2 separate regions of the Mus musculus genome follow, and region 1 is linked to region 2. The links are chromatin loops, found by intact Hi-C in ENCODE. Cell type or tissue: heart. All regions are shown on one strand. Links, peaks and the distances in the headings refer to the core of each region. The heading gives the core; the rest is flanking DNA.

Evidence for each region. Peaks named below come from ENCODE experiments on the same cell type or tissue, not always from the same donor. Only the 100,000 strongest peaks of a DNase experiment are listed, where the experiment ranks them.
Region 1: it touches region 2 in a loop (10-fold over the local background); 5 of 42 quality-filtered maps call a loop at or near these places.

Annotation. Positions count from the first base shown.
Region 1 is chr2:181,830,798-181,845,899 of GRCm38, forward strand. Pcmtd2 (protein-L-isoaspartate (D-aspartate) O-methyltransferase domain containing 2) reads left to right here and starts at 7,057. Exons shown (of 7, transcript NM_153594.3): 1 at 7,057-7,187; 2 at 10,358-10,541; 3 at 11,578-11,908; 4 at 13,599-13,701. The coding sequence starts at 11,602. In heart, for the core only: no CTCF peak of the experiment used is centred there; a DNase peak (open chromatin) is centred at 7,074; H3K4me3 peaks cover 1,714 bases; H3K27ac peaks cover 1,320 bases.
Region 2 is chr2:181,713,861-181,728,962 of GRCm38, forward strand. It overlaps Oprl1 (opioid receptor-like 1), which reads left to right and starts at 1,156. Exons shown (of 4, transcript NM_011012.5): 1 at 1,156-1,369; 2 at 1,830-2,086; 3 at 4,517-4,872; 4 at 4,954-7,125. The coding sequence starts at 1,863. The coding sequence ends at 5,477. It also overlaps the pseudogene Gm14489. In heart, for the core only: a CTCF peak has its summit at 8,524 (motif pointing right); no DNase peak of the experiment used is centred there.

The DNA.
Region 1 (15,102 bases), core at 3,622-11,621, 120 kb after region 2:
GCCTAGGACTGTGGACCTTGTCCTGTGTCTTTGACACTAAGGATTAGGGGGCTCCAAGTTCCTCCCAATATTCTGGAACTAGAAGAGCAGCGTATGGAAAACTCCAAAAGGTCATATAGGATCAAAACAATAATCTTCAGAATAAGCTAGTTTAAAATAGTAGAACCCACAGGACCCCTTATCCACAACTGTAGGTGTCTCAGCCAGTCCTAGGCTGCTGACTTGATAGAGCAGTGCTCCACGCTGTCCCTCCTGGATGCTTCTGTAGTCCCTTCTTAAGTTGTTTTTCTCTCAGTATCTGCAATATGCAGACAAGCCAGAGTGCTAATTTATCTGAAGCCTGTTACCCCCCCCCCCCACACACACACCCTAGTTGGCCTTTAGTGATGTTCCTTGGGGCTTTTTCCACATTGGGGTCTTCTCCTTATCCCAGAGGATGATGTCTGCAGTGAGGAGAGAGACCCACACATCCCCCAAGGTACTTATCTCAGCTCTGATACCTTCTGGAGCTCCACTTGTATATTTTACATCCCCAGTGACTACAGCAGCCCATTGGCTGCTCCAAGTCTGGACCTCCCTGGACTCAGCAAGTCACCAATCTCCATCAGCTTCTACCCTAAGTAAGATCTCACAGCCACACCAGAGCTGCCAAAGTGGATCACCACTGTGTCTCCTTGAAACACCTACCCAGTAATATTGCTACCTGGATTCCAACCATCCAATGATGCCAAACTGAGCAAGTTCACTGAGGAGAGGAAGAATAAATGATTATTTGGGGCCTTTGAAAGGCAACATGTGAATATGGATACTAGGGAATGTGCAGCACCCTCCCCACATGTGAACAGTGTCTCCTGAACTCCAGAGTAACCCATCCCTATAACAGATTTGATAGTCGGTCAAGGTGTTTATTTGTGCTGGTTTGAACTTCTGGAGGCTGGCTATACCTTGTAGCCTCACAAGCCAATGCTGATCTCAAAGGTCACACCCAGAACCCACAAAGTTGGAGCAGGTGGTAGTTTCACTCCCTATGGGGTCACTCCAGAACACCCACTAACACCAAGATGAGAGGCCTTGTAGTGGCAGTGGAATGGGGCACAGGCAGCTTTGCTTTCCTACAGGAGTCCAGAGAAGAAAGAGTGAGCAGGACAGTGACTCCACATCCCCAGCATCTGCAAGTGACTGTCCCTCACTGGACCAACCCATCTCTGCTCCAGGAGTACCTTCTGCTAATCACTCACACTATTACTTGTTTCCTTCATATCCTGTCAAATATGTTTTTCTTATTTTTAGCTCTGCCATAGCTCTTTATAGAAGTTTAGACAGAAAAAGATAATATGAGAATGTTTAGGACAGAAGATTGTGAGGAGAAATAAAGACCAAGCAGAAGTGCTGGAAAGTTCCATGTGAGACCTTCAGCCCCACTCTTTGGTATCCGTAATCCCCTTTAGGCATCAAACTTCTTCAGTCCTGAGTAGGAAGGAGTAATATAGAAAGACAGTCTGAACAGAGCCCTTTTACCTGCACAGGCTCCTGCCACTTCTCAACTACTTGTGACATAGAGAGTGAGGTTGTCCCATTTACAGATGGGGAAACTGAGGCCCAGGAAACTTCTCTGAGCTGTATAGAGACTGGTTGTGTTGACAAGATTGCCTACAGTCCTTTCACTGTAGGCCTGCTGCTTTAGATAACACATAGTAATAGACTCTAGAGACCATTTCTTGAAGAAGAGGGGGTGCTACCAAATCAACTGGATCTTCACAGAATAGTCAGACATAGTGGGTGTCCAAGAAGCAAGAGGTAAAGGGGCTACCATGGTTCCCATGTCAGTTGAGGGAGAAATAGAGATTACAGGTGCCTTTCTCCAGCTTCAGGAAAGTTGTGCACCATCTAGATACCCTTCCGGTACTAAAGAAGCAGACAGGCTAATGCCATTGTTTCCTGGGTCCAGATTACCATTGTAGGCAAATAGCACACAATACTAAGTGAACGGAGGGAGGGAGAGCTTAGGGAGCTTTAGTACCAGCCTTGAGTCACTGGAGATATCTAGGTGGGTGCTGGGACAGTGGAAATATATACATGGTGACTCATCACACAAATGCTAGCCCTGGACTGCCTGTAGGGAGCCAACTTGGAGCTGGCCTCAAGACCTGGCAGCCGGCTATCTTTTTGCTTTTCACAGTCAGTGGCCTCAGATCACTCACCAAGACTGACACTGAAAGAACATTCCTAGACTTGTTTCACTTTCTCATCATTTCCCATCTATGCTAGCTACCATGAACAATTGGAGGCTATCTGTTGTTTGTGGCCACCAGATATATGTGACCACAGCTGCCACAAGCTCATATGTGTGGGCATAAAACCACCACACAAGATTCTCCTATTTATACATAAAGACCTGGTTGACATCCATAGTCCACTGTGTGGAGTCATCTATTGTGGCCACCTCCTCTTAACTAAGCTGGGACTAATATCCACTGCAGTTTTCTGAATAGCTTTTACTTACAGGGTACCACCCCTTGAGTTTCCATCTCATAGTTCATAAGAGACAAGGAGGAGTACTGGCAGGGACTGGTTCAGATAAAGGTGGTCATGAGCTTCTGACAGTGAGATCTTGGGTCCCATCTACTAAAAGTGTCCCAACCTAGGCTTCTTTGTATATGGCCTTTATAAGGCTTTATGTCAGCAGCATTTCAGATATGAACACATATAGTCCTTATATAGACCCAGCCAAAGTGACACAAAATTGATACTTGCAAACATTTCCCAGGGCCCATGTAAAACTAATTCTTTTTTTAAAAAATAGTGTTAAGACTCTTTTCCCAACTATTCCACACATGTAGTTCTATATCTTCATATTCTTGTGGTAGCTATGTAGTAAACAGCAGAGAGACTTTGGTACCTGTCTGAAGACTACTAATTCTATTCTAAAAAGCCTAAAATGAGGAAGAAAATTCCTTCCTTATTCCCTTCAAGATGACCTATTCTAGTCAGGTGGTTGTGGTGGCGGTGGCACATGCCTTTAATCCCAGCATTTGGGAGGCAGAGGTAGGTGGTTCTCTGAGTTTAAGGCCAGCCTAGTCTACAGAGTGAGTTTCAGGACAGCCAAGGCTACATAGAGAAATCCTGTCTTGAAAAACAAACAAACAAACAAACAAACAAACAAACAGAAAGATGACTTATTTTGGCTGTTTCTTTCAGCTCAGCTGCACAGTGGTGATGTCTTGTGGCAGATTTTGTATCTTGTCATTTTTCCAATCACAGCTGCCCAACATTAACCTTTCCTAGTAAGGTTCTTTCTTAGGATTCTTCTACCCACCTCCAGGTTGGCACTGATAAAGTCAAATAACATTCAATGTATGCAAGCACCCAGAGGCCAGAACACTGAGCTTAAGGCAAAAGTACTCAGAAAAGACATCAGAAGGGTGGAGTAAGGAAGGGACTGAGGACAGGGTGGTTGCCACATGGGGGAAACTTTGCACAGTTTGAGGCATGTCACCTATTGAGTTTCCTGTAGTCAGCATTGAAACAGCTTCCCTACTACCAAGTTCCAAGCATAAAAAGAAACATGCAGCTATTGTCTGATGTACAGACACAGAGTACCTCAAGAGCCAGGTTTTTGGCTGTGAAACTTCAACTGGATTTTTTTAAACCAATATTGTAATTGCTAAGGCACTGCTTGACTATTATAAACAACAACCACAACAAGGATAAATGAGGCAAGAAGTGGTATCTTTAGTGATGAGATCAAGAAAAGAGCTGTCTTTCACACTTAACCTTGAGGATCTTGTGCCTGCCATTCTTTTGTGTATATCTATAGTTCCATCTGGAACACTGGGTTTCATGCCTGACAAAAACAAAAACCCAAAACCCAAACTCTGTTGCTTCACAGTGTATAGGTCGGCTCCTGAGTTCTTTTAGTTTTTAGATGTCTGGAAATTTTCCAATTAAAAATGCAATGTATTTTAAATTGGGGAGTTTTATGTTTATAGATAATTTCAGCCACAAATAGTTTCATGGATTCCTCACTTATGCACAGATTCTTTTGTTCTTAATAGCTTACATTAATATACATTGTTAAAATGGATATCAATATATATTACTATGAACTAAAGTCTATAGTTTTCATTAAGGTTCATTCTTGAGATAGAATATTATGTGTTTTTGTGGCACTGGGACTTTGCTCAAGTTAGGTAAGCACTTGCTCTACCATTGAGCTACATCCATAACTTCCTGGTTTGGGCAAATGATGATCACATGTTTCTACTATTACAGTATCATACGGCATCATTCACTGTCTTAATAGTCTTTCATGATCGACCCTTCTCTTGCCATCACCGAGGTTTTGAGAGTTTCTACGATTGTTTACTTTTCCATAGTTCATATCATTGGGATCACACAATATGTCATAGCTTTTCCATATGAGTGTCTTTCATTTAGCAGCAAGCACTTGGAAGCTGAAGAGATAGCTCAGCTGGTAAAGTGTCTGCCACGTAAGCATGAGGACCTCAGGTTAAATTCCCTAGTATTCATATAGAAAGTTGTTTAGTGAGAACTCTCCAATTTTGGTTTCTTTAAGAAACACAGAAATATTATTAGACTGTGTTTTCATCTTAATCCCAGGTGTGGGGATGTGGGGCTGCTTTGGACGGACCACAGCAGCTGACTGTGATTTGCCTCAGGCTCTAGCAGAGGCCTTGTTTGACAGTTCCAGATTGTCTAGGGCCCTGAGAGGCAAGGTGGGTGGAGACTGGTCATTTGGGGGCTGTTTGCAGTTTGTTAGTAGTTGTGCTCAAAAAAGAAACAAGAAGAAAGAAATTTGATTCACAGATATCTCTCTCTTCCTTCTGTCCTTCTTTCTCTCCTATCTATTGATACAGGATGATGCAGTGGGGAGGGGCAGTGGGTAAAGGGTGAGAAAAAGAACCCACAAAGTAGCTAAGTCCAGCTACAAAGTTGGGCATGGTTCAGAGCTGGGGAAGCAGAGACAGGAGGATCCCTGGGGCTTTCTGGGTTAAACTCCAGGTTTAGTGAGAGATAGTTGTCTCAAAAAATAAGGTAGAGAGAAATAAAGGAAGCGACTAGACATTGATCTCTGGCCTCTACATGTACATACACACATGTTCATGTATACTTATTTACATATGCATGCAAACACCACAGACACACCAAATTTAAAAAAAGCAATTAAGTGTGTAAGGTTGCTACATGTCCTTTCATAGCTCAGTAGCTCACTTTTCAAAAAATCCCTGATTAAAACAGTTATGTGGCTATACCTCCCATCTATTTAATATTTTTTGTTGCTTCTAATGTTTGATGATTACAAATGAAGCTGTTATACTACCTACATGTGCTGGTTTTGTGTATAGTGGTAAATATCTAGGAATTCAAATGGTGATTTTTTAAAAAGTTTTATGTATGTTGGAATAGTTTTGTACAGCCCTGGCTAGTCTTGAACCTATTACACTGCCAAAGTATGACCTTAATCTCCTGGTCCTTCTTCCTCCACCACTAAGTGCTGGCATTACACTTGTTTGCTGTCACATCTTCTAAGACGTTGCTTAGTTCAGTAGCAAACTGACAAACTATTTTCCAGAGTATCTTTATTATTGCTCATTCCCACCAGCAATGAAAGTGATGTGCTGCTGTTGCTCTACATCCTCACCAGTATTTGGTGAATTATAGATTTTATAAATTTTGGCTATTCTAATAGGTGTGTATTGATATCTCATTGTTTTATAAATCTGCATCACCTAATGACAAATTATGTTGATATGTTCATATGCTCATTTGCCATCTGTATATTTCCTTTGCTGAGTCATATGTTCATAGCTTTTTCCCGTTTCTATTTGTGCTGTTTATTTTCTTATTGTTGAGTTTTAAGGATTTTTAGAAATCCTTTATCAGATATGTGTTTTGGGAATATTGTTTTTCAGTCTATGTCTTACCTTTTTATTCTTCTGACAGTATATTTTACAGAGAAATGATGCCAGTGTTAAAAAGATATATTTTACCTTTAAGTGTGTGTGTGTGTGTGTGTGTGTGTGTGTGTGTGTGCACATGCCTGAGTGCCTGCAAAGGCCAAGTGTCTTGGGTACTGGAAATCAAATTTGGAAGAGCTATGTCTCTATTATTTTTACACGTGGATGTCTAATTATTCCAGCATCTTTTGTTGAAAAGACCAGCACTCCTCCATTGAATTGTATTTGTTCTCTTATCAAAGGTGAGTTTACTATATTTGTATAGCTCTAACCTAAGTTTTGTATTTGATAGCATCAATTTATTTCCCCCATATGACTCTTGATTACTGTAATTTTAATAGTAAGTCATGAAATCAGATGTTGTTAGGCCTATACTTTTGTTTTGTTTTGTTTTTGATCAATATTGTGTTATCTAGTTCGGGTCTTTAGCCTTCCCACGCAAACTTTAAAAAATAGTAGAATCATTTTCTCCTCATTCGTACCACAATCAACTGCAGGTTGAGTGACTTTCTTACAGCTATTGACTCAGGCGTCCAGACTCCTTCCTTCTTGACACTACTTCCTTCAACATGTACCCTCCAAGCAGTATAGAGGAGATGTGCAATCCCAATGAAATAGAACAAAAACTCAGAACAATCTTGAAAGGTAGCCCTAAAGATCACTTAGACTTTGGTCTATTTTGTAGGTTTCTTAGAAGTGGCCAGAACTGCTGGTTCAAGGTTCAAGTGTGCAGATGGCCATCCCCTGGACCAGGTAGCCTGGCAGGGTCAGGGCCGGCAGTCATTTGTGTTGTAACTCCTGCAGGAGAGTGGACCCAATCTATCACTCTTGTTTCTTAACTCCTGCCTTTTCTACTGTGGGGGCTTTGTCCTTGAGTGGACATAAGCAGGCAAAATGCCCTTCTCCCGTCGACACGCCAGCATCTTCTCATATCATTAGGCCGGGATATGCTCGGAGACCACCTAGTGACTGACCAATCAGGCAGGGACACACTTAACTCAAACCAGTGGGTGGAAAGTGGCAGGCTCGTGGGCTGTGCCGTTGCCCCTTTAAGAGTGTCCTCCAACCGCACATGCTCAGTTCAGGTAGAGCCCGCGCACGCGCAGAGGTAGCAGCGGATGTTTACAGCGGCTGAGGTCCGTCCGAAGCGACAGAAGCGTCTGAAGAACTGCTCTCCGAGACTCAATACGGGGGCTGCTGAGCGCCGAGGTAGAGCCGTCTCTGCCCCTCGGCCCTTCCCTCCATATCCCTTCTCCAGCTCTGGTTACCCGTTCCCCAGCGTCCGTGTATCTTACCATCTCCGAGAGTTTCGAACCCCAGCGCCTGTCACCCCCGCCCCCCCATCTCCCTGCCCAGCACCTCCCTCCCCTCCAGCGTGCCCCCCCACCCCCCGCCTGTTGCTAATTCTGGGATCTGATTGCTCTAGTTCTACAACCTATTTCTAATTAAGTAGGAAATGTTTGCAATTAGCTCAAGGGCAAGTCGGGCATTGACCATGATTGAAACAAATTATACCTAGGGTGGATATTGGGAAGAAGGCAGAGTATCCTACAGAGGAGAAAAAAAAGACCCCTTTGGGGAAAGATCTAAAGTAGCTGGAGAGAACCCCTGGGGCCTGGACCCTTTGTTTCTTTATTAGGCCTGTGCCTCTGCCATCAACTCCGTCATCTTGAGTATCTGCCCTCTGCTCTCTTGGGCCCTGCACTGTTGTTCTCTGTTCTTATTGAAGACATTGCTAAAGTGGGCTCCATTACGTCTGGTAGGTTGTCTCTAGAACGAGGTATTTAAGAGGCTCAGCACTGATTATATATAAAGGGAATTGAAGTGGGCCCTCTTGAGGTGGTGGCATTTGGTCTCTCCTTTTGCCCTGGCTTTTCTCCATCCTCCTCTGAGACCTTGCTGGGAGACTTGGGAGAAGGGACTCATTTTTCTTTTTTTCTTTTCTTTTCTTTTTTTTTTTAATTTCGGTTAGTCCCAAAGCTTTTCCACGCACGAAACAGTAGGAATTGTCCCTAGTCAGTACATACTACTGGTCAGCTTTCATTCAGATGCAGACCACAAGTGATATGCATTTGAGGCACACCCTCCAAGAGTTCTGGTTTTCAAGACAAGAAGCCTTGGCTATTTTCCTCGTTCTGCTGGCAGGATGATGGTTTAGAATACATGTTCCTAGCAAGGTATCCCCTAAGAAAGTGACATCCACTTGACTGTGGGCCAGCTGTCGCAGTTTTTTCAAACGCAGTATAGATATGAAACAGGGTTCTTTAGTCCAGCTTCACTTGTGTTGTTGTTGTCCACTTGGGGTCCTGTGCTGCTCAGTTTTTTTCCTATGCCCTTTTCTTCTGTTGGCCTGTGCTAATCAGTTCTGAATGGGAACTGTAATAAGCATTACAGCAAGTAGCAAAGTGTGTATCGTAGGGTAGTAAAGGAAGGACAATCTCCTAAAAAATAGTTCTTTGCTTTCAGTTGGAATCTACTGCACTGCATTCTTGTGCAGTGATACTGTTTGGTTTGGAGAGAGTATTTTCAAGTATGTTTTAGGGCTTTCTTTCTTTCTTTTGACATGGTGACTGATCACATCTATCTCAGCAGCAAGTAGTGATGCTTCTATGCAAGGCAATATTAGATTGTCAGACAAAGCTAATACTAAGTACCACACTCTATCATTATTCACCCACTCTCCACCAAAAGCAATTGATAGGGCTACCTTGGTGTTCTGTGTAGTCTAGAGAATGATCTACAATAGTCACACTTTCTGTTTTAAATGAGTGAATTTATTAAGTATATATAGCAAGCAAAAGTAAAAGAACTAGTTAGTAACAGAAGTAGTTGATAGAAAACATCAAGTTGAGTATTCACTTTAGTAGGGATGACTGGGATAGCACAGTTGAGAGACCAAACAAAAGGTAACAGCAGAAATCATCTGCGAAAATTCCATTTGAAGCAGCCATTTGAAATTCCTGATAGAGAACCCAAGTGAAGCTTCCAAGTTAAGAAAAATAGATAGATAGATAGTAGATAGATAACATCATCAAGTTGGGCACTTACAGTCATCTAGTAGAAATCAACTGGAGAAGTTGAGGCTGTCGGTTGGAGTTACCAATTGAACTTTCTTTTCTCTCCATGTTTGAGATTGCCATGGCTGAACTTCTGGTTTCTTGTTTCTACCAAGGCATTTTTATACCATGCAATAAACAGTCTTGTAAATGGCTAGTCTTTTAGCTATTCTCAAGGACAAATTGTTTTACTCTTGCGCTGTTTTGTTCTTCCTTTCACCCATCATAGAATTAGGTACCCACCAAGCTCCAGGAAGAGGTACTTTGGAGAACATTTGGAGACTACTAGAAACAAACATACTGGCGTTGGTACAGGAGAGTCCTCACTCTCATCATCCACTTTCAACAGACTTAAACAGCATATGACAGTTTACCAACACAATGCACATTATACTTGATTATCAAAGTATTAACAAGAAGTTAACAAAGAATGGTGTTCTTTTGTGAGTCTTTAACACCTGTATCCATATTGTGTACAAAACAAAAGCCTTTGGCTAAACAGTGCTGGTTTTACCACAGCTCCTCTGGCAGTCTGTGACTGTGAGCAGTTTAGTAACTCAGACCAGCTTGCCTTACCTTCTGATGTTCAATGTAGTGCTGTCTGGTAGGTAGTAGCTATAAAAACAGGTGGCTGATTTTTATTATTATTATTATTACTGGAATTCTTTTAATGTGGAATTAGCTTTTACTTCAGTAAAAAAATTCAGTAACATAAATGTCTAGTACAAATGAAATATATCTAATGTGGTACCTGCTGAAGATTAATTTATAGAACTGGGATAGGGTGAAGAGGATGGCTTTCTTGATTATGTAGGACATGTGTTAAAGGTTTTTTCCTAAACTGAGCTGTAAGCATATAAATACATTACTCTATTTTCAACTGGTGTCCCAAATTTTAATATGACTATTTTAGATCAGTAGTGTAGCAATAGAACTAAGTGGCTTATCTAAGATTAAGCCCAAGCTTATTAGCACTAGGGACTAGTTACAACTTAGGGCAAGGGCTCTGAATTCACTTGAAAAGTAGATTAAATTTTAATAATTGAACTGTGATTTGAAAATCTAATATTTTTCTTGACTATGAAGATGGATTATTTCATCATAAAATGGAAAAGAATTTATATCAAGAAAGTTTTTTTTTTTTTTAAGATGCTAGAGTGGTAGTTGATTTTCATTTCTAGGCTTAATTCTCTAGCACTGCTGTTACCAGTTGTGCACATGGGTGTGTCTAGGGATGGGTGTGTCTAGGCCCTGTCTCCAGTATTCCAGAGAGAAGACTGGGAACAGGGACCATAGCATAATTGTTGTTATTGTTTGAGACAGGTTCTTATATAATCCACGCTGGCCTGGAACTCACGGAAGATCACCTTGAACTCCTGAGCAGGAGCTGTTGAGATTCAGAAAGTCTACTAATCTTTTGTGGTTTGGTAGTCTTTCCTTCAACCGTTTATATCAGCATCACCAGCTTTTAAGAAATAAAGCCATTAGTTTGGAAAAGTCACCCGAGGTCAGTATAAAACTGGGGAGGATATTTTTCATTTTCTAGAAAGAAAAAGACCTTTCCGGGGTAAAAAAATATTCCCTGTTCACTGGATCATGGAATATTGTTTTAGTAGTTGTACCTAAAGGGGATGCTTTCTTCACCAACATGGGATAGAAGATAAGAAATATACTTCTTAGATAGCAAGGAAAAGGAAGCTATATAGTAAGTAGGCCTCTGAGTGCCCCGGCAGTGACCCTGTCTACTGCTAAACTTTAGCCTTGAAACTGATTTTATGTTTGTTACAATAAAGTGTCACAATGTGTTCTATTTGGGAAGAAAGTTTTGTGAATGTTTTTACCTAAAACGTAAACACCAGAGAAACCTAATCAGTAGGTTGGATGTATTACTTCTTGTGGGTGGGTTTGTGTATATGTTGAGATGTAGTGATCCAGTTAATGTTAATTCCATTCAATTCCATTTAAATTTGAATTTCTGTATGGCTCAGTGGCTGAAAGTATCTGCCACCCAGTCTAAAAAATCTTAGTTTGATCCCTAGGGACCATTCCTGCAAATTGTGGCACCTATAGGCCAGCAAATATACTTTCCAAATTAATAAATGTAAAAATTTTTAAAAATTGAATTTCACTTAAACACCATATAGTTTGTTATTTATTATTAGCTTAAATCTTTAGTGGAGCTAGTGTTTTGTTTTGTTTTTTTTTCTAATTATGGTGTGTGGGCTCATACATGCCATTGTGTACATGAGGAGATCATGACCCTGTGGCCCTCGTTTCTCTCCTCTCAACATTATGTAGGTTCTGGGGAGTGGACTTGGGTCATGAGCTTTGTACGACAAGTGCTTTACCCTTTGGGATATCCCTCTGACCCTAGAATTTCCACTCCCAATACTGGCATCTTTGGAGGGTGAAGTAGTTATTGACAAAACATACTCCCGTCTTTATTACATTCAGAACTGAGAATTTGGAAATAGCATATATTTAGAGATTTGTTTTTTTGCTCTTGCCCTTAATGTAAATAGTTATTGAAATTTTAATTGTAGCCTTGCTTGGCTGTGACCTTGAACATGGGCGGTGCTGTGAGTGCTGGGGAGGACAACGATGAGCTCATTGATAACTTGAAGGAAGCCCAGTACATCCGGACGGACTTAGTAGAGCAGGCTTTCCGCGCTATTGATCGAGCAGATTATTATCTTGAAGAATTTAAAGAAAATGCATACAAAGACTTGGCATGGAAACATGGAAATATTCATCTCTCAGCCCCGTGCATCTACTCGGAGGTGATGGAGGCTCTGGATCTGCAGCCTGGGCTTTCATTTCTGAATTTGGGCAGTGGTACTGGCTACCTCAGCTCCATGGTGGGGCTCATTCTAGGTGAGTGTGGATACAGAGCTTTAGTCCCCTCTGCCTTAGGACAACTTGGTTTTCACTTTAGGTAGAAGGCTTTGTGGGCTGGTTGCATACCCTGTTGGAGATCACGGTCCTCCTATTAGTTGGCTGAAAGGAGGTGGTGGGTGACTGATGATATATCCACTTGTGGGCTCTGAGTTGTGGGGCTGGGGTGCCTTTTCTATGTCTCCTCCTACCTATACTGCTGCATTCTGCTGTGAATGATGGAAAACAGCAAAGGCCTGTAAATTTTAACCTTACATGATGATTTCTTGGTTTATTCTAGTCACTCTTTTCCTCATCTCCTTTGAGTGTCATTAAAATTCTTTGGTAGTTGAAGTTCTTTGTAACAGTTTCTCTTTTGTTGTTTGCTACTAAGAGAGTAGTTGTATTTTTAAGGAATTTTCAGAGATGGAAGGGATTTATTAGGTTATGATATTTGGAGCCATTTAGGCTATTTTCCTTACAGATGTATGAATATAGCCGTTTCTGATGATGATATCAGAATTATCAGCTGAAGAGCTATTGAATTTTTGCATTGTGTAAAACATTGTAGTGAGGCAAAGACTTCAGATGTTGCTTGCATTTCTTCTTAATTGATATGATTTTTAATCTTAATTTGTTTTTGATTGACTAAGGCAGTGGTTTTGACTGGGGGAAAATAAATAATAAAACTGCCTATATTAGAAATGCTATTGAAAAGAGCCTAAGGGTGAAGCCTTGTGGTGGTAGTGGCACATGCCTTTAATCCCAGCACTCAAGGCAGAGGCAGAGGCAGAGGCAGGCGTTTGAGGCTGGCCTGTTCTACAGAGCTAGTTCCAGGACAGCCAGAGAAATGCTGTCCTGGAAACCAAAAAAAAAACCAAAACCAAAAAAAAAAAAAAGAACAAAAAGAACCGCCACCTAAGGAGCTGAGGAGATGGCTCACTGTAAATACTCTTTGTACATGAAGACCTGAGTTCAAATCATGTAAAGGTGAACACAAGTTAAAAAAAAAAAAAAAAAAAGCCAGGTGTAGCAGTGTGTGTCTGTATTCTCAGAGCTGGAAAACAGATAGGATTCTAGGGGCTTGTTTGGCCAGCCATTTTATCTCAGTTGTTGACCCCTGGGTTTATTTAGTGCTACCCTGTTTCCAAAAGTAACATTGAGTAACCTGATGTTGACTTCTGCCATGATACACACATATACATGTGCACACACACGTGCACGCCACACACACACCCACCCACCCACCCACCTTAATACCTAGTAAAAGAGTAAGCCTGGAGACACTGTGGCACTTGATACTGCCGGCAATAATAATGAAAGTGCTGTGAAATATAGATAAATCCTAATACAAATTTCATTTGTAAATACAGGTTTTTAAAATTTGTTGTAAAAGCTACTACTCTTGCCTTTTTTTCAGTTTGCAAATGATACTTTTAATGTTTGAGAGCTTTTTGAGAAGCCAAGGCATCAAAACAAATACTATGTTAGTGAATGTAACCTATACTACACATTGAAAGACTCCCTTGGGTGGTTTAGAGCCACGGATATGCTAAGACCTCAAACCCTTGTGAGTTTCTGTAATTATACACTACAGAATTATCTGTGTTGTAATTAAGAAAGTACAGAAAACAAATGAGCAAGGGTTCTTTTCCTCGTTCTAAGAGCTTTGTTTTCTCAAACCTCTCAGGTCCTTTCGGCGTGAACCACGGGGTGGAGCTTCATTCAGATGTCACTGAGTACGCGAAGCAGAAACTGGATGTCTTCATCAGAACCAGCGACAGCTTTGACAAGTACGGCCAGACGCTATTTATTAGTTCAAACAAAGGTTGTTAATTATATATAGAAAAAGCCAGTTTATTAGTATCCATATGCCAGAAAACATAGTTAAAGTGTGGTTGGATGATCCTAGGTTATATGTATGTCTACCCTTGTTACTGTGTTAATATTCTCTGGTATTAATTGCTTTATAGTTTTTATTTTTTCTTTCTTTTTTCTTTCCTTTTCTTTTTTCTGGTTTTTTTTGGGGTGAGGGTGGGGGTGGGGGTGGGGGGAGCAAGGTCTCTTTTAATAGCCCTGGCTGTCCTGAAACTCACTATGTAGACCTGGTTGGCCTCAAATTTATAGAGCTCCATCTGTCTCTGTCCTCTGAGTGATGGGATTAAAGGCACGTGTCACCATACCTTGCCAGCTTTGTGTTTTATAACTTATGATACTAAACATCAAATTTTCATTATTATAGTAAGAGAAAAAGACAAATAATTTATTTTGCTCAGTTTTTATGTTCCAGTGTAGAAAATTTATATCACCTAATTGTTTTCTGAAAGAGTGGGCATTCCAAAGAATAAAAAGTGTTTTTTGCCAGTAGTGGTGGGCAGAGGCAGGCAGATCTTTGTGAGTTTGAGCAGCTTGGTCTACATATCAAGTTCCAGGCTAGCTAATGAGGAAAGCCTGTCTCAAAAAAAGAAAGTGTTTTTTTAAAGAAAAACCTCCTGTTGGGACTGGTGAGATGGCTCAAGAGGTAAAGGCACTTGTTGCCCAGAGTGATGACCTGAATTTGATCCTTGGGACCCACCTGATGAAAGGAGAACTGACCCCCACAAGTTGTCCTCTGAAGTCTTCACAAATACTGTGGCACACCCATATGTATACACAGGTGAATTCACACAGTGAATAAATAAATCAAAATCTAGTAAAATCCCCAGTTGCTTGTCAGGCAACTGAATGTAGTGCTGAGCATTGTGAAAACAGTGAAAAATGGTGGCTGGTGTTGCTTTATATCTGGATCGTTGGAACATTCACATTTTTCTATTTTGTTTGTAACGTATAAGGTTCTATTTCTATAGTATGATTCTATTTGGAAATGTAGCTTCTAACTCCTGGGGCTGCAAAGTGTTACATTGTTCTGTGATTTTGTAAGTAAAACATAACCTGTGGTGGTTGGGTTTGGGGAGGAAGCCAAGAAAACTCACTTCAGATACAGAAGCTTTAAAAGGAAAACTTTATTTTTTGAGCACCCAGGCAAGCAGCTAGTTCAGGATCTGAACCATGTCCCGGAAGGGAGACGACGGTACAACATTCTTAAAGGATGGGAGCACAAAGTGAGGGGGGACCTGAGGGATGCCGCAGTGTTATCCAACTGAATGTTGACATTATGGGTTAGACAAGGGAGTGCCCATGGAGACTGGGCCTCA
Region 2 (15,102 bases), core at 3,763-11,762:
GCTGAGTCCTGGGGTGTCTGTCTGCTCTGGCCTTTTCTGGTTGGACAGGTATCCTAGCAACACTTCTGTGAGTTGCCTAGCAACCAGGTCCCCATCCTTAGAGAAAGAGCAGGGTCTGGCTGTATGTGGGAGATCTGGCTCTCATTCAGTACAGACAGCAAAAGCAAGCCTATGATTTGATGATGGCTAGAGACTCAGCATAGGGTCTCTAGCCTACATGACCTTAACTTACGGCTTTTTTTTCTCAGTGGACTGTGACCCCTTGTGCTGGCAAAGAAAGAGGAGCTTAGTATCTCTGTGTTTTCTAAGATCTAATTCTGGGAGTTAGCTGTGGTGTAGCTCCAAGTGACCAGCAGACCTGGCTTTCCTTTACCATGACATATTGACAGGCAGCTTCAGACTTCAGAGACATGATGCTTTCATTTGTGAGGATAATATGGGTGGTAATGGCTACATGCAGTGGGGGTTCCTGGGTTCAGTTTTGTCTTGGGCTTAGTGTACATTAGGTATAAATAGCACATAATAGATTCAGGGCAGTATTTGGTCCTTAGTCCAGACAATCTCTTGCTTACTTGCAAGAAAGCCTTTCCTTGGAGAATTAGTTGGGTTAGGGTATTGCTGTCTATTACTGTGGTACTCTGCTTTACTGGACAGTTCTGGGCAGGAAAGCTGGCAAAATATGGTCTGGGCTAAGCTGGACAAAACAACATTTACCAGTGATGGTGGTGCACGCCTTAATCCCAGCACTCAGAAAGCAGAGGCAGACATATCTTTGAGTTCCAGGACAGCCAAGGCTACACAGAGAAATCCTGTCTCTAACCCATCACCCCTCCAACAAAACAAAACAAAACAAAACAAAACAAAACAAAACAAAACAAAACAAAACAGAACAAAACATTTTCCTCACATCTGCCTCTAGGTGAGCATTTCTCTGTATACATCTTAAGTGTGTTCTTGTGTCTAAGGCTGTGCATGTATGTGTGTCTGAGTTCCTGTTCATGTCTCCATTTTTGTGTTTATAGATGTCTCCACTGTGTGTCCCAGATCCTGAGTGTGTCTGTCTTGTGTGTCTTGTGTGAGCCGATTTTTTTTTTTTTTTTTTTTTTTGGCTTCCTTCTCCAACCTGCGCAGCCCCTCCTTCTCTCAGCCGCAGCCTTCTGCCCCTCCCCCTTCTGGCTGCCGCACTGGCTGCTGCGTCTAGTCAATATCTTATCTTCGGAGCAGGAGCTAGGAGCCATTCCCAGCCGGAGCAGACCCCAAGCTAGAGTGAGAAGCATTACTCAGTTCATTGTGCTCCTGCCTGCCTTTCTGCTAAGCATTAGGGTCTGTTTTGGCCCAGCTTCTGAAGAGGTTGTGTGTGCTGTTGGAGGTAAGAGGGGCTCTAGTGAGGGCTCCTGCTGCTGCTGACAGAGCTGGGGGTGGGGGAGCACTGGGAGGTAGGGAAGTGCCTGAGCCCTAGGCATTTCTGGGTAAATTCCATGTCTTTTGTGCTCCAGTGTGCCTTAGGATGGTTTGGGCATTTTTTTGTATTCGGCTGACTGTGAGCCCCTGAGTCTTGGTGGGTGGACATGTATGCTTGTGTAGCTACCTCCATGTTGCTTCTGTGCGAGTCTATCACCCTAATATGAGGTAAAATTGTGAGTAAATGTGCCCCCATGCCTCTGTGTGTGTCATCATGTGCCCATGTGTATGCCTTTGTCTGTGTCCATGTGTCTGTGTGTGGATGCCCATCGAGGTGTTCATGTGCCTGTTAGTGTAGTTGTGCTGTTCTAAGGCCTCAGTGGACTGTGTCCAGCACTGTGGTCACTTCTTTCTGTGTCCTGTTCCAGGAACTGTACTGAGTGGCTTTGCAGGGTGACAGCATGGAGTCCCTCTTTCCTGCCCCATTCTGGGAGGTCTTGTATGGCAGCCACTTTCAAGGGAACCTGTCTCTCCTAAATGAGACCGTACCCCATCACCTGCTCCTCAATGCTAGCCACAGTGCCTTCCTGCCCCTTGGACTCAAGGTCACCATCGTGGGGCTCTACTTGGCTGTGTGCATCGGGGGGCTCCTGGGGAACTGCCTCGTCATGTATGTCATCCTCAGGTAGGCGGGTCCCATCAATCTGTGAAGGGGGAACCTGAGGCAGGAGGCTGTTCTGGATGAATTCGAACAAGCATGGATTTTCTGCTTGCTCCATCAAATTTCTTCCCTCTCTGTTCAAGGGACATGATCACCCTTGAAGTTCAACTCCTGTTCTGCTCCCATCTGTCTCAGACTAGGTGTCACCACCTGGAGGCTTGGTACTGCAGATAAATCCATGCCGTGATGTCTATGTGAATAACCATGGGTACAAAGGATCCTAAGATTTCCCAAAGAGAGGAAGAGGGGCTGGTGCTGGGCCTGAAGCCCTTGTTCATTGGCCTTTAGGATCTATGCTCATGGTGGATGTCTTTAGCTGAGCCCATGCTCTATTGGTGCTCAGAAATGGGAAAATTTGGAGGACTACAAAGAAAGACAGCAGTACTGGATGACTGAGGTAGCGTCGACGGTGAGGGGAAGAGGGCAGTGTGAGGTACAGTTCTATGGACAAGAAAGCTGGGCAAGGAGTATGCAATTGGTAAATGTGTGGTGGCAATGATGGTCTCTGTTTTTTTCCAGCTGGGAGGGCATTGAGGGGAACTGGAGACAGCAGGTGAGGACTTGAATGCCAGAATGGGGACGCCAAATTCTTTGGACATTGGGAAGACATGGGAGGTCCTTGAGTGGTGGATAACTAGAGCAAGGTTCTTCACTGATATTTCCTCTTTCAAAAAGATGACTCTGAAGAGAGCAGTCATGGTTCCCTTGATGGTATCATGGTAGGTGTGGTATTGGTAGAGGAGGAAGGGGCAGTACAGTGTCCATACCCTGCCTCATTATGGTCCTCTTAGTATTTCTGAGCAACTGTTTTCTCTGTTTGTTAGATGGGAAATGTGGATTATATAGTCATATATAGGTGCATGTGCACAGACGTGTGTATATATATATATGCTATGTGATTGGAAAAGCATTCCAAGTATTGACTTTTGGCAGAGGACCCTTGTGGGAAACTATTCTATGATCCATGTGTCTCATGGTTAAAAGGATATGTCTTTGGCAAGACGTGCAGCAACCAGGGACAGTTTGTGAGCCTTGCCTTTCCTTGTCATCAGCATTTCTCTCCTATATTGTCCTCTGCATTTGGGATATTAAAATTCTTGAGCCATTTACTGCAGTAGAGTAGAGAAGGAACGCCATCTTTTCCACCAGCATCCCCAGAGAACTAGTCTCAGAAACTGCTGTGGCTGCACTGGCTCAGGAGACAACACACGGCATGTTTGAGTTGGATGTGTGCCAGGAGTCAGAAAAATATGCTCTGAGCCCCATTTTGCACCTTAGCAGTTCTAAGCCTTATGAAAGCTACTTAGTTCCTCTGAGTCTCAGCTTCCTTCTCCACAGCGTAGAGATTAAATGGCATTTTTGCTTTGGGGTAAACCTCAAATGAGATAAAATCTATGTGAAGAGCTTGGCTCAGATATCTACCATTATCATTAACATTGTTATTTATTGTAATTAAGGTCTCTGGGATTAATGTCTAAGAGACAGAACTTAATCTCAGATTCCCTGGTAGCAACTAAACATCATGGACTACTGTTATCTCTAGTGCTACCACCACCATACTGCCATAACCACCATAACCACTATAACCACCACCATTACCACCATCACTTTCATCATCATCACTATAGTCACCCTTCCCTACCACTGTCATAAACATTAATTCATTCCACTAATATTTATAACTTATAATGTTCCTAGCATGGTTCCCAGTGCTTGGATACAATCAAACCTAACTAGCACATCTCCTTTTTTCTTTATTAGAATAAAAAATATTGTGTTTATTTTTGGGTATGAGTGTTTCTGCTGGATGTATAGGTCAGATGAGAAAGTTGGTTTTCTCCTTTTACTATGTAAGTTTCTCCTTCTACCACATGTGTCCTGGAAATGGAACTCAGGTCATCAGAATTGGTAATAAGTGCCCTTACCAGCTGAGCCATTTGGCTGGACCACCATTTTCTGTTTTCATTGCTAGACAACATTGTGCACTTGGAAGATCTTTGATGAACTTTACAGGCAGTGCCCTGAAAACCCTCTGAGAGGAGTCTTAAGAGAGACTGAGGAGAGAAGACAGCATCTCTCTCTCTTGATTCCTTCCACAAATTCACATTCAGGTTAGATATGTACTCAGGTACTCTTCCATGCCCCCAACTTTTCCAGGATAGTCCTGTCATAGAATTGGAACCTTTTTGTAGATGTCATAATCACATGGGGGAGCTTGTTAAAGTCCTAGGCTCAGTGGACCTTGGGTGTAGTGCAGGATCTGCCATTTAATAAGCTTCTTTGGAGACTCTGGGGTTGAGAGATTCAAAGATGATGACCCTCTTGGTGGTCTTTTTGCGGCCAAGTCTAGACAAAATGGCCAAATGGAGCGTTTCTTCTCCTTGTCCTCTACAGGCACACCAAGATGAAGACTGCTACCAACATTTACATATTTAATCTGGCACTGGCTGATACCCTGGTCTTGCTGACACTGCCCTTCCAGGGCACAGACATCCTTCTGGGCTTCTGGCCATTTGGGAATGCACTGTGCAAGACGGTCATTGCTATCGACTACTACAACATGTTTACCAGCACTTTCACTTTGACTGCCATGAGTGTAGACCGTTATGTAGCTATCTGCCACCCTATCCGTGCCCTTGATGTTCGGACATCCAGTAAAGCCCAGGCCGTTAATGTGGCCATATGGGCCCTGGCTTCGGTGGTTGGTGTTCCTGTTGCCATCATGGGCTCAGCACAAGTGGAGGATGAAGGTCAGTGGGCAGTCCTCCTCCCTGACCAATCAGTTCCCCATGGTTCTTGCCGGCCCCTCTGACCTCATTTCTCTCCTGCAGAGATCGAGTGCCTGGTGGAGATCCCCGCCCCTCAGGACTATTGGGGCCCTGTATTTGCCATCTGCATCTTCCTTTTTTCCTTCATCATCCCGGTTCTGATCATCTCTGTCTGCTACAGCCTCATGATTCGACGACTTCGTGGTGTCCGGCTGCTTTCAGGCTCCCGAGAGAAGGACCGGAACCTGCGACGCATCACACGGCTGGTACTGGTAGTTGTGGCTGTGTTTGTGGGCTGCTGGACACCTGTGCAGGTCTTTGTCCTGGTTCAAGGACTGGGTGTTCAGCCAGGTAGTGAGACTGCAGTAGCCATTCTGCGCTTCTGCACAGCCCTGGGCTATGTCAACAGTTGTCTCAATCCCATTCTCTATGCTTTCTTGGATGAGAACTTCAAGGCCTGCTTTAGAAAGTTCTGCTGTGCTTCTGCCCTGCACCGGGAGATGCAGGTTTCTGATCGTGTGCGCAGCATTGCCAAGGATGTAGGCCTTGGTTGCAAGACCTCTGAGACAGTACCACGGCCGGCATGACTAGGCGTGGACCTGCCCATGGTGCCTGTCAGTCCACAGAGCCCATCTACACCCAACACGGAGCTCACACAGGTCACTGCTCTCTAGGTTGACCCTGAACTGAGCGTCTGGGGCCTTGAATGGCTTTTCTTTTGGTTCAGGATGCTCAGTCCTAGAGGAAGACCTTTTAGCACCATGGGACAGGTCAAAGCATCAAGGTGGCCTCCATGGCCTCTGTCAGATTAAGTTTCCTCCCTGGTATAGGACCAGAGAGAACCAAAGGAACTGCATGGAAACATCCACAACTCAGTGGACATGCCTGGTGAACCCATGTAGGTATTCATGGTTCACTTGACTCTTCTCTGGTTTCTCCCTGCTGCCCTGGTTCTAGGTGGGCTCAGCCTGAGGTATTGTAGTTGTCATGTAGTCACTATTGTGACTACCTGTTGTGTGCTATTGCCCTCAGCCTTTCAGTGTTTGCACAGAACTGGTGATCATACCCAGTGTTGCCTGGCCCTTAAGCTTGGAGTTGCCTTGGAGCATCTAGTTCTGACTCCACTGATGCATTCAGATTACCTGAGGTGGGTGAGCATCAGTGGGTTCTTGGATGACTGTTTCCTGACGATTCTTTTCATGCTGTACTATGGAGTATATGAAGGGGACTTCACACTTCATCTGGTACTGCCACTGCCTGCTCTACCAACCTGGACCACCTTCTCAGCAAGAGGCTAGCAGGGGGACAAGACACAAAGCTTCCCTAAGGCTCTTTCCCTCCAAAACCACTGTGAACTCTTATTCTACAGACTGTTTGGCAAGCCCTGCTTCTAACTGTGTGGGAAGTAATCAGGAGAAAATTCTGTGGCCTCTGTAGGCTGCTCACAGCATGGAGGCACCACATGCTGGTCTTGGGTATGTGTCTTGGCTGCTCAGTATGGGCAGGGCAGGGCACGAGACTATGCTCTCTCCTTATTCTCCACAGCCTCCCTCAGCTCTCCAGCAGTCGCTCTTTTACTTGACAGTAGAGGTCAGCAGTTGTACTGCTAGAAACACACTTGTAGCCCGGGAAGACTGGAGTCAGGATGTGTTCTATTCTATACCCACAGTGACCACCTGCTTCATTTATAGGGTTAGGACATATCCAAGCAAGGCCTGGGCTTGGCATCAAATGAAGAGCTGGTATGAGAGCTGAAGCCTAAAATGGCTCATTTGAGCCAATCTGCAAGGACTATTACGGTTTTGGGGACATTGGAAGAAGAGTCGATACCTTGGAGATATATTGTTGGTTCACAGAAGAAGAGGCTTTGTAAATGCCCTTTCTATGGGTCAGATAAAAAAATACCAGCAACCTTGGATAGAATCTGATCTTACACAGAGACCTTGGTTAGGTGGTTTCATGCCATGCAGAACCCAGGCTGGTTCCTGTCTCAGAGAGACCTGGCCTTAACAATCTTTCTGGGGAGACCAGGGTTCTTTCAATGACACTTGTGCAGGAGCCATTAGCTCTAGTGTTTTCTTGCTAATGCTAGAAACTTTGTGAATTTGTATATCTTTATGTATTTAAGCATGCAACAAATGTCATTTTCGTGCATGTAGCTAGCCCTGAACCTGCCTCTGGGGTAATGAAGGAGTTCTCATAATAAACACTTACCAGTGACCAGTACTGCCTGTAGAATAAGTCTTTCTGATTCCAGCTACATAAGAGTAACTTCCTGGGTATTGATATGCACTGGAATGAGGCATAGGACTAGGCTAATGGGTTTTAAAACCTGTTCTGCCCTTGGCAGAGGGACTTTAAGGAGCCTCTTGGTTTATGGGAGGGAAACTATTTCCTGGGTTGCAGAGGCTGCTGCCTTTCCTTCTCCCAAGACAATGACCATCTTTTCTTCCCACCCTCAGGGACAGTGGGTAAATGCCTTCACAGCTTTTCTTTGTAGACTCTTGCCTTTTGAGCAAATCTAAAAGGATAAAAGGATGGTGATAACAGAGCAGAGAACCCTTCTCTGGTGGCAGAGTGACCCTATACTATAGAGATCTACCTCCTGGCTCTTGTCTGTGTAGGCCCAATCTGGCTCAAGTTGACTCTCAGGCAGATGGCCCTTGTCAGGGGGCCTTTGAAGAGTGTCTTATGTGCCAAACCTTGCTTCCAGTACTGGGTTAGTGAGCCAATGCTTGGTTTTATACAAGTTTTAATGACACTGTCCATTTGTTTTTTTGTTTTGTTTTAGTCTCTCAGTTTATAAGCAATAGATATGAATTTCTCACAGGCTTAAAAGATGCAGGTGTGATGGATTGGATTCTATGAGATTGTGTTTTTGTTGCATCCTTACTTTATAGAAAGATGACTTCAGAGCTGCATATGTCATATTAATAGTAATAATGAGGTTATAGGGTTTCAACCTCACAACCTATTCCCATAGCAAAGTCACCTCATAACACCATCACATTGGGGGATAGGATTTCAAAATGTGAGTGTGAATGTGTGTGTTTATACAAGCACACCAGTAGTTCTTAGCAAACACATTAGTTTCAAACAGAAATTCAGCATCTGACTTCGAGGCTAGCCTGGTCTACAAAGTGAGTTCCAGGACAGCCAGGGCTATATAGAGAAACCCTGTCTCGAAAAACAAAAACAAAAACAAACAAACAAACAAACAAACAAAATTCAGCATCAAGGGAAAATTTCCCTCTTGATGAAATTATAGTCCCCAGGAGATTGTATGATTCTGATAGGTGGTGGGATTCTGGGTTGCTGACCCTGGCCATTGTCTTTAAGGAGGCTGGCCATTAGGGGAGCCTTAGAGATGAATATACCTCCCTGGCTCTCCAGGACTATATACCTTCCCCATTCTCTCTCCATTCTGTGTAACACAGCCTCACCCCTAAGTGTTTCTGTTTACTACCAGGCTTGATCAAGTCTCGTTTCTCTGAATCTGATTTTCCTTCTCTGTGCAAAGGGAACCACGCAGCCTTCCTCCTGGGGTTATGTGAAGGGCAGGATGTATAGGATCAGGTAGGTCCAAGGGTCTTTTTACCTCAGAAAAGGCAGGCTTCATCAGCTGCTTTAGGCACTTCCCACCAGAGGGCACTGTGGCCCTAATGTAGGCCCAGCCAAGGTCCCTGACCAGCTGTGAGAAACAGCAGGATGATTTGGGTACTTAGGTAGGTTAGGATCTCCTTGGCAGCAGGAGCCAGAGTGTGAGGGTTTTGTGGATTAAGTCAGACTCCCGAGTTCATGGAGAAAACCAGAGCTAGTTCCAACAGGATCCTGGTGAGAAACACCCTTGGTCTAGTTGGCTAGCCTTGAGGAATGACAGGAGAGGGAGGCCATTCCCTTTGCTGGGCTGTGGGTGGGAATAAAGGTCTGTATAAGTACTACTTACTAAATGATTTTGCCACTAGAGCATTGAAGGGGACAAGAGTTTGGAATCTTCAGAGAAAATTTGGCTGGTACCTCCTCTGTTGTGGTCAGCTCTAGCAAACAATAGCCAGCGGATAGGCTATCCCCAAGGGTGCCTATCTCTTTCACAGCCTGGTTCACTCACCAATGTGTTCCCCTCATGATCTTCACACCCACTCATCTTCCACTCACTCTGTTCCTCCTTCACACATTTTTTGCCAAGCACACCTGCTTTTGCCACTCTCTGTGGCCTGAACACGGTTCTGGAAAGCGAGGTGTTTTGCTGTATTCATTATAAGGGGCTCTTGTCCTGAAGGGGTTCTCTTACTCAGGAGCAGTGTGTACTAATTAGGCCTTGCTGAAGTATGACTATACAGTGAAGCAGGCACAGCTTGATCTCAGCAGAGCTGTGGGTGTGGGTTGTGGTTTAGAAAGTACCCATTCTAGGCTGTCCTCAACCATTCCTCTCTAATATTCAGCCTGTGTCAGGGCTGGGAGTGGATTTGGAGACTAGATCACACAGCTCTTTGCCAAGTTTTCCTCTTGACTTTCAGATCCTCTAGTTCCTGTGAGAGTACTCTAGAAGCTTGTAGAGAGCATCCATGTCTTGCCAGCAGCCGTGGGAGCAGGATTTCTTGAAAGAGAACCCAGCCATTGTCTAGTTTCCAAAGGACCTAGACCTCACCAGTGTTCTGCCTGAAGTCTCCTGGGAAGTTGAGCTGGAGCACTTGAATAAGCCACTCCCCAGTTTTGGATCCTCAGAAGCTAAACACTTCTTATCTCTTTGCTTCTAAGTTTTTGTTGCATAACAATAGGCAATAGCTTGGGGGAGATACTGGAAGAATGACATTTAAGGGTTGACTAGAGTTATGGACAGCCAATATCGTCTGGCTTAGATGAAGGTCCAAGTGCTCTGCCAAGCTCAAGTACTTGGTGGGCAGAAGGATGGCATATGCCATGAAAGTGTCAGAGTTCTGGGTCATGACAATATTTGTTTTTACTGCTGAAGTGCCTGTCCTTTTATAACCTGTCAGTTCTACAAAGGTTCCTGTTCCAGGACACATAAAGTATTAGCCGGGGGTGGGGGTGGGGTGGGGCTATCTTTGTGTCCATCCTCTGTGGGTGGTCAGACTTAGGGTGCTTGCTACCAGGATCAGATTGCCTGCTATTGTTTCCTTAGGGATGTGTAGGAAGCAGAGGAACAGAAAGGGAATGTCATGGTGGTTTATATGTATCTGTATGGAGAACACAGGGATAAGTGTGAAGAGACAGAATGTTCTCTGGCTTGCTCAACCACTGCTCTTGGAGGCGGTAAATGGCAAGAATGCTCAGGCCTCCTGAAGCAGGATTATGGTACAGAAATTCTTGTGGAAGTTGTCATTCAGGAATGAGTTCATGAAAGGATCGAAGCATGAGTTGACATAGCTGAGGCTGGTGATGGCATAGGAGATACCAATAACCAGGGATATGTAGGGCATGCCTGTAGTCAGGGCTACCACAGAGGCCATGTGAAAGGGCATCCAGCAAAGAGAGCGCATGGCCAACACAGTGGGGACCAGGACAGTTATCTTCCTCTTGGCCTTGCCTAGAACGTTCATGCCAGAGTGGAGCTTCATGGTATAAAGTCTGCACAGCAGGTCTACATATGACATGCAGATGATGCACAATGGCATTGCAAAGCCAAGAACCACTGTATATGAGTGGCTGGCCTGAAACCAGGCCCACTCTGGTCTCAGGAAACTTAGCCCACAACTGGGTGCCACAACTTTTGCTCCCTCTAGGTGTGCCTAGGCAACTGGCAAGATTGCACAGTGGCCAGTACTGCTAAGTGGCAGTCCATACGCATCACAACCAGGAAGTAGATGCTGGAGAAGATGTAGTAGTCAGTGGTCAGCACCAGTTTGCAGAATGGCTCTCCAAAAAGTGCTGTAGCAGGTACTCAGTGATACTGGTGGGAATGTCAGCACAAAGAGCCCATCAGCAATAGTTAGGCTCAGGACAAACACATTAGTTACTCTTTTCACCTTTGGTGCCCTCAGGATCACATAAATGATAGCCAATTTAACAATTAGGCCCATAGCACAGATCACAGAGTATCTATTGGCAGGATATGTTGGCAGGAGTTGGCAGGAACATGTGGAGCACAGTGGCTCCACATAGTGGCTCAGAGAAGGTGGCGTTGGGCTGGGTATTATTATCCTTGGACAAGTATGTGCTCGTGGTAGTGAGGAAGTTGTTAGTAACTTTAGCTGTTGGAGGACTCTGGGTACTCAGCAACCTGCATCATGGTAGGGCTTAGAGACTGATATCTGGCCAGGGGCCTCCTGGGCTGGTTTCTGGGAAAGAAACAGTCAGAAATGCTACAACAGTGGCCACCTCAACTTCTCTGAGGCCATTCTATTTACCCTAGCCCTTGGGTAGGAGAGAGCCTGGTGGGGCAGAGTTCTCCTTCAGATTCCTGGATGTAGCCCCATTTCCAGGTTCTGCTCATATGAGAGCAGATGCACCCCTGGGATACTAAGTGACCCAGAGCAACCCCACCTACCACCCCCAATGTACAATAAGTGGAAGGAAGCAGTGCTGTTGCCTATTTGTAGATGCACCCTTTAGATGCTTTACTGGATACTTTAGATCTAAATGTTCTTCCCTTCAGGAGTCAAGTTCTCATTCTCCATAGTGCTGTGTAAACATCTGCTTTCCTAGGTATTTCACTGGCCTGTCCTCTGTCCAGTGCCTTGTAGCTGGAAGATGATGGCCTTGGTGGGCTCTCAGTGTATAGGTGGCTGTGAGATGAAGGGTGTGACTCCTTTCTTTCAGCAGAGGTTTCAGCCAGTCTTGGTCAGCTAGGAGGGTGGTTTCCAAGACCCACTTGCATTCCTGCTACCTCAGTCTGTTGGCTTCCCAGCCTAGGCCTGGTCATAACACAAATGAGCAGGGAGAGGAGTGGAGAAAGCTGGGTGCTACTGTTTGACTGAAGGTCCTGGAAGCAAGCACCCCCCTTCCCCACCCAGTGCTGAACTACAGTGCCTGCAGTTGGTGGTCTGGGATTCCATCCCCATGCTCTTTGTACCTGCTCCACCATCCCCTGTGTGTGTGTGTGTGTGTTATGTTAGTATTTTGCTTGTTATTAATCACTCAGATAAGTCACAAATGGGTAGCTGAGAGATGTGTTTTTGTTCATGTGTGTGTCTATCTATTGAGAAAAAACACACAGGGGCTTCTGGGCTCTATAGGGTATTTGTGATTTTGTCTGCAGGTGCTAGGAACCTGTGTACCTTTGTCTTTGTATATGCATCTTGATAGATCTCATGCCTCCTCCTCCTTCTTTTTTTTTCCCCCCTGCGGGGGGGGGGTGATGGGCAGAGTTTCTCTGTATATAACCTTGGCTGTCCTAAAACTTGTTCTGTAGACCAGGTGGCTTCAAATAGAGAGATATTCCTGCCTCTGCCTCCCGAGTGCTGGGATTAAAGACATAAGCTACCACTGCCTACTTATAAGCATACACATGGTATGTACATTGCATGTATGTGTGGGCCTATGTCTGCTTGCGTGGGGTTTCTGAGGGTAGCTCTGTACTATATCCAAAGGAGTCTGTGTGTATTCTTGTATAAATATTTGACTGGAGGACTGCTGGTCTTCATATGAAGCCAAATGTTAACCATAGACAACCTATTTTGTTTTTGTCTTTTACCAGCCATGAGAGGCCACGGAGAAAGGCACTTGCTCCTACACTGGCTCCTGGCCCCTTCTCTGTGGCACTCAGGAAAACTACTGGAAGCCAAGACCTCTGCTCTACTCCTTGAATGTTTTCTCCCTAAGTGGGAACTGCTTAGTCAGTCCTACTCACGAACAGCAGGGCCATCTCTCTGGCTGTGCTTTTATAGCAGTTATTGTGTTGAAGGTGAGCTGCCAGTTTGAGTTGGGATATTTTTTCTTTGTACATATACATACGGTGGTTGGTTGGGGAAGATGGGGTAGTTTGTTTTCAGCCTCAGGTGATGTGACTGTCCATTGAGGATTTGCCCAGTGCCTTCTGGGGTACAAAGCTATCACCCCATATCCACAGGTCATCTTCTTCTGTGAGTTACTCTCCCAAGTCTTTTTGTTCCATGCTTTTTTTCTGGGCTGGGTCAGGATAGGAGTATGAACCATGACCCTGAGTGCCTTGAGGTTACTGAGCCTGACTATGTTAAGGAATACCAGGTGGGAGCAGTCATGGATTCTTCCTTGTGTATACTGCACTAAAAGGTGGATCAGCACTGGTTAGTAGGTATTTCTGGAGGAGCATTTCACTTAGAGAGACTGAGGCCTCTGAGGTCAACCAACAGACATGGTTAGCAACTATGAGGAAAGTCTTTATTAAGTTGAATTTAATGAGTTGGGGAGTGCTTGTGGGATAAAACAGAGGTATTGGGTCTGTTCAGAGTTAGGAAACCAGAGATGTGACAGTTTCAGACCTGTGTCGGGCTTGACTGATTTCGGATTCTTCCCCTGGCAAAAGGGGGTGGTTAGATCTTCTGTCATCTAGTTTGTGTCCTGAGTCTTCCTCCCTGTGAATCTTGTCAGCAAGGAACTGGCCAGTGCTCCCTGTTGTCATCATTACTGGCAAAGGCAGAGGTCCTTTACATCTCTTCTTGCTCAACTTTACACACACTAAATACCTCACTCCCCATCCTTTTCCAGAGCTTGTTATTCTAGGATATCTTCCCTCTAGTCCAGGAGGGGAGTGGACTAGTATTAGAATGCATTCTTGAGAGTATAGAACCCTCTCTCATCTTCCACCAGACTCCTGACTCCCATTAGCCAACTCTTTCACCTCACTAGTAGTCAGCCCAGTATAAAAGTCCCCTCCCAGACTTCTTTCTTCCTGAGCCTGGCTTAGTGAGTGTCCTGGCTCCTCACCAAGCCTGTTCTCTTGGAAGTGGGGAAAAAAGGAGGAACAAGTATGGTCACGGGGGCCCTGTGGTACGAGAAGAAGGGCTGGGGCTGGGAATGATGTGGATTGGGTACTGAGGGTTATAAAATGTAGGATCTAAGCTGTCACAGCCCGAGGCTGCTGTGGGTGCCAGTCATCCTGGCACGGGTCCACATGTGTGGAGACCCCAGATGCCCCTTTCCTCTCTAGTCACACCTCACCTGTGGCCTCTGCAGCTTGGCAGCTGTCTGTATAGCCTTTACACTTGGGCTAAGAGAGCTGCTTTGTTCCGCTTGGCAGGGCATTGTCCCAGAGGAAAGCTTTGCTTCATGAAAGGATTTTCACTTTCAGAAATGAATTGGTCTTTGCAGCCTGTTGGGTGTGAGGGGAAAGGCCGTGGAGGGAGCCAGGTGTCAGCTGTACAGGGTGGGGGTGGGGAAATGCCTTTCAGTGACGACCAGACTTTCTGGAAGTGCTGGGGCAGGGTTGGGAGGATGGGGTGGTCGGGTATGTGGTGGGTTATGGGTATGGATACGGTAGGCTTGCATCTGGGTCTCATGTGTGTATATGTTTGCCTCTGGGCTCAGGAGAAGTGGTCTTCCCAGGATAAGAGGAAGAAGAGGGTGTGCCACATGGCTGTTTGTGTAAGCTAGGAACATAGATAGCAGTTAGCAACAGGAAAGCTCAATTTTAGGGCTTTGTCCTTATTGTCATTTCATGTAGATGTGGCAGTCAACCTCCATCTACTGTGACCAGGCCCCTGGAGGTCTCACTACTTCTACAGAAGCAAACCAAGGCAGAAGTTGGTAGAGGAATGATTTTATTTTCTGAGTGTGGGGAAATGGAGTAGAGATAATGCGTCTCTCCTTTATAAATTTATTTTTCTTTTCTCTATAGTTTTTAATCTGTTCTGTTATAGTAGTTAAAAAATAAAAAACTAAAAAGGAAAGGAAAGGATATGACTGCTATGGGGTATAGTGGAGGAGAAAGTTTATTACAGGTAAGTAGTAGAGCAGAACCAGAGGCATGTGTCCCAGACACATTTGGGAGAGTCCAGAGTGGTCATGACCCTAAAGTCATGCCCATGACCCCGAGGAAAGAGAGAAGAGGAAGGGGAGGAGAGAGAGGAATCAGGAACAATAGCCAAGAGAGCAAAGGTAGAAAAGAGGTGGGTAACCACAATGTCTTGATTATATAGAGAAGAACCTCTTGGGGGACAGGCAGCTCAGCCTGGGCTGGAAAGTTCAGTGGAGAGGGAAGCATATGCCAACCATATCCTGTAACAAGTAGGGACTGAAGGATGCTAGGAGAACCTGTCAGGTCTGCTTTGCTAT